Regions from separate parts of the Homo sapiens genome. Here region 1 is linked to region 2. The links are chromatin loops, found by intact Hi-C in ENCODE. Cell type or tissue: breast epithelium. All regions are shown on one strand.

Region 1 (2,500 bases), 92 kb after region 2:
CCTCTAGTCCCAGCTACTCAGGAGGCGGAGGCAGGAGAATCGCTTGAACCCGGGAGGTGGACGTTGCAGTGAGCCGAGATCACACCACTGCACTCCAGACTGAGTGATAGAGTGAGACTCCGTCTCAAAAAAAAAAAAAGAAAAAAACCCAGCATTTACAGGGTGCAATGCGTGTGATCAGTTATCTTTAAAAAATATATCGTGGGTCAAAATATTTGATCAAATATTCCAAATTTCAGTAAAAACACAGTAAGCAAGGAATATTTTATAAACCTTGTGTATATAGATATCATATATGACATAAGAAAACTGGACAGAGTTTCCAAGGCTTCACCTTTACCCATTCAAGTTTTACAGTGTCTTTGGACACATAAAAGTGACTCTATACAAACTTAGTATTTTCCTAGTCTAATAGAAAATTAATCAGAACCACCAAATTGACTATTTTATCATTTGTAAACATGTAACCCATAAGTTTTAATCCAATCTATTTCAGAATTCTTATGTAATGAATTCACTTAAGTAATAAAGCTATAACACACAGAAGCATCTTGCATTATTTGCACCTACAGAGCAAAATGTTGGTATACAACATATACTCCAACTCTTTCTACACTAACCTTCACCTATGCATTGTATTTTAGCACCCAGTTAATGTAAGTCTCTGTAGCTATCTTGAAAGAAATTGAAATCAGTAGCAATCATCAACCCCATCATCTCCTCCATGCCAAATGATGACTTTACTAGTTTTCTTCAGAAAAGTCTAGCACTGAACTCTGTGTACAATAATCTACCTGAAATGAGTCAGAATAACCACTGCAGTCTTGAAGAACCCACTCAAACTAAATATAGAAAGAGTGTCCCTATCTAAACTTGGACAGCATTCTTTTCACAAAAATCATGATCTGACAGTTAATGTGTTTATAACCAATACTTTTGGACATTCAGAAAATTTTGTTTTCATTTGTTCATTAAAACGCCAACATTAAAACGTTTTGTTCATCTTGTATAGAAATATACATTCTGCTGTCATCCGTACTAGAGAAATGAAACAGAGAATCCACCTGCATTACAGCTGTCCAAATGCAGGATGGGGGGCGGGGGGCACAGCACTTTGCCTCACCCAGTGTTTTCCTCATTCTACTTGGCAATGCAGATGAAAGAATAAAGTTACATTTTCCCTTAAGTTTATAAGGTGAAATGGGAACACTTGATTCTGTGCTACTCCCCCTAGAAAAAAACCAAAACAAACAAACAAAAACCCTTTCTACTTGCCAAATCTGATACCAAAATTAGCTCTTAGAACTACGTTTCTAAAGAAAATGCATTAGTGGGAATTTTAACAGAAAACCCATTATACTCATGCTGTTACTAAAACTTTTCCAAGTTCTTCTCTTCAGAAAAAAGAGCCTCATTTTAAATACTCATACTTCTAAAGAAAATAAAATATCAATTCTCTACTAAGATTCCTTTTTGGGTGGTAGAAAAACAAAAGAATCACGCATTTTCCTACTATGTTTGATAAGCACAGTGCTACCATCAAAACTGCAGGAATGACCACCCTCATTAAATCGACCCCAAAGAATGAACCCCCAGACTAAACAATGAGTAGTCAAACAACCTCAGGGTTCTGTTTTTCTTTCAATGCATTCGGCATTAAGAGGCGATTTTTAAAATGTATATTCTAATTATACATTTTCATCTTGTCAACATCTCTTAATATAAAAACCAGTAATAAAAGGTAATCAGAAGTTCAGTCTTAACATAGTTTCAGGATTACCATACTGTTTTCCCTAATTGTTACTTTACTATGTAATTTAGAACACCACTTTGTTACAATCTGTTCATAAATATCTATGAACAGATCTTAAGTTACATAAAGGGGGAAAACAATGGCTCTTGGGAGCCTGGAGCGGAACTAGCAATAAGCAGTAAAGGTAAGCAATTTTTAAGGTGCTGGCTCCATTTTCAGACTATGCTGTTACTGTTTGTTTCAATTTAAGAGCACCCATTTACAAAAGTGTCTTTCCTGTATACATTCATGGTTTCAAAGCAATAAGTATCAACAACTGGATTTATTAGCATCTTCCTTTAGAAGAGCTTAAAACACTCTTGATGTTTATGACCTCATTTACCTTCCAGCGGCCTTGTGACACAGAAAGGGGAGGATTATAATTACCCCCATTTTACAGACAGGGAAAGTGAGAAGGCAGGATTAAGTGGCTCTCCCATAGACACACAATGACTCATTAAGATCAGCAACTAGAAACCTGGTTTCCTGATTCCTGGTTTAGTGTTCCACATACTATGCTTCCTTCTATGAAGTACTATTTTTGTAAAGGTTTCTCTTTCAATAAAGGAAACAGAACAAGTCATGTGACTTTCATTCACGAAAGCCGGTGTGTGTTTTCATTAGCACCTTAGTTGTCTGCTCCTGCGAATAGGGCAGCAGCAGTGCACGCTATTGTCTTATTATGGCCAGAGCCAGCCAACTAAAGCA
Region 2 (2,500 bases):
AAGCAAAAGGAATAACTTCTCTGATATGAGCTTAAAACAGGTATGTGAACAGGTAGAAATGAGTTGGTAGAAAAGTAACCTGAAAGTTGAGGGGGTTTGTCCTGATGTATCTGTTTCCTTTAAAAAGTCAAAATCACAGTTGGGTGTTCAGTGTGGAGGGTGGGGAAGGGATAAGGTAGGAGTTGGGGGAAAATGAAAATGGTGAAAGTATGCAATGACCGTTGTAGGCAATGGGAAAGGCAGCTTTCTAGAAGCTGAAACAGGACACCCCTCCCCCCAGCCCCTGCCAGCAGCATCAATGCAGCCACATCCCTGGGTATAAACTCTGTGACTTCCCATGGAAGAGCTCTACAAGCTGAGGTGCAGAGAGGGAACACTCGCTACCAAGAAAAACTCAAAGCCTGACAGGTCTTTGGGTCATGAAAGCAAATAAACCACAACAGGAGTTCACGTCTTCAGAAAATGACTTGTGCTGGTGTCTAATGATGCCTGGGGCTGTGGGGTGGCAGGTGCAAGGTCAGAGCCAAAAATATAATGCAGTTTGGAAGTTTTGCTCCACAAAGCGAAGAAGAGTCATTAGTTTCAACTCCACCAAGTCAGGCAAACACAGTATATAAGATCATTTGACCCTGCTTCCAGAACGATTTGGCCTAACCCAGCAGCCTGCAGTTCTCCGACTTATCTCCACTGTATAAAATATTTCCTAATGTTTTATGACATAACTAATCTGCTAGCACTGGGCTTTGCTCACACACCCAGGATCAGGTCAATCCACCTGTGTAACAGGGCCCATTCCAGGACACACCTGTCATCGCCCCAAATGGTAACCCTCTTAGGCACCCCAAGAGGAAGTGAGGGATGGGACACATCTAGGTCAGACCTCAGCAGACATGATTAAAAAGAGATGTGTAGTTGGACAGACAGCTCGCACACTTTTGAAAATGGCACGCAGGAGAAACCACCTTCCCCTTGGCTTCCTCGCATTAGGTTTCACTGGATCTGAATAAATGTTACGTGGCTCTCTGTGGCCCAGCAAATACAAAGGCTGGAGCATTGTCTGTGCTGGCCTCAGTCACCGCCTCCCTTGGAAAAACCAAGTGTGAGGCAGAGACATTGCTCCTGTGGGAAAAGCAACTTGGCCCACAGTCAAGTCTAAGTTTGTAATTGGAGCAGGAAGGGGTGGGTGTGTTTTCAGCAGAGGCAGGTCAACTAGGGAAAAGGTGATGTTTACTTCGGGGCTGGGGAAAGCAGATTTGCTGCGTGGAAAGAGCTGAAATAGCAGCAAATGCCACCGTGCCCGTGCAAGCAGCTCCAGCGAAGAAAGACAGCTCTATCGTGTTTAGGCGAAAGGGGAAAGTTAGGCAACCGTTTGGAATTAAAAAAAATAAAATCCGGAGCCCACTAAGCCTGTGTCAACGGGCGAAAATGAAGTGAAGGGTTGAGAAAATGAACTGGGTATGGCAGCCCCAAGTCCACCATGGGACAGCCACCTAAGGCTGGACCCGGCCTCTGTGCAGGTTAGAAATGCGAAAACTCCACTCAGAATCAAGCTTGGAGCAAGCCTCACATGCCCAGCAGGGGAGAGGGTGGAAGGAGGAGTGGGAGGGAGGGAGAAAGGAAGGAAGAGGCTATGTGGATTTTTAAAAATCCAGATGCTAGTGTAGAAGGGATCATTGTGCTTTCTCCATTGATTTACTTATGCTTCTGGAATTTGCCATTCACTGCATAATTGCAACCGGAATGTTATGGTGCTCTTCATTAAAAATCTCTTGGAGCAAGTTGAGCCTTTATTGGAGGCTAAATATAAATGTTGTTGGACCAAAGGTACAGCGGTAAATCTGGACTTTTGTGTGTACAGTGTAATGTTGTGGCTGACATTTTGGGGTGTGACCACGTGGTCAAAATGAACTGAAGCACTGAAACATTATTTGGGACAATCAGATCAATGGAAAGAGCTGCTCTTCATCCCACAGGAGAAAACAAAGTCGGCTTAAGTAAAACCTACTCCTCCTTATTTTCTGTAGCACATTTATGTGCATAAATTGTCCTGAAATAAAGAACTCAAATCATATTTTTGATTGTCCCATAAAGCCAGATGTCTAAACAAGGGTTCTTAAAATTACTTAGGGAATGAAACATCAGAAAGTTACGAAACATGATAAAATATCAATGTTTACCTCTGTTTTTTGAACTAGGGTTATTTTAGCGATTAAAAGTATGGCAACATTAAAATCACGCAATACAAATTCACAACTATGAGCACAGCTGTCCATGAAAATCCAGCTGTCAGGCTAACTCAGGTAGCTATTTCCAAGGTACTCGGTTGAGAGTTTGGTACTTGTTCACTGTTTTTCTTATCAATTTAAGTGCTTTCCAGCAGAGAAGCAGTAGAATTTCCAAAGATTTAAGAAAAAGTTATTGGGGAACTTTTTAAATTGAAAAAAGCCTATCCCTTTTCTCAACCTTGTATGTGCACCTGGAAACGATCATTATCTCACTT

Evidence for each region. Hi-C counts contacts between places; a loop is a spot of excess contacts. Peaks named below come from ENCODE experiments on the same cell type or tissue, not always from the same donor. Only the 100,000 strongest peaks of a DNase experiment are listed, where the experiment ranks them.
Region 1: it touches region 2 in a loop (9-fold over the local background); 3 of 110 quality-filtered maps call a loop at or near these places.

Annotation. Positions count from the first base shown.
Region 1 is chr13:109,776,023-109,778,522 of GRCh38, forward strand. All of the region lies in intron 1 of IRS2 (insulin receptor substrate 2), which reads right to left. Among named protein-coding and RNA genes, the nearest start is that of IRS2, 9.3 kb to the right of the region's middle. In breast epithelium, no CTCF peak of the experiment used is centred here; no DNase peak of the experiment used is centred here; H3K4me3 peaks cover 2,500 bases; H3K27ac peaks cover 739 bases.
Region 2 is chr13:109,683,900-109,686,399 of GRCh38, forward strand. No RefSeq gene overlaps it. Among named protein-coding and RNA genes, the nearest start is that of LINC00676, 43 kb to the right of the region's middle. In breast epithelium, no CTCF peak of the experiment used is centred here; a DNase peak (open chromatin) is centred at 1,086; H3K4me3 peaks cover 960 bases; H3K27ac peaks cover 1,570 bases.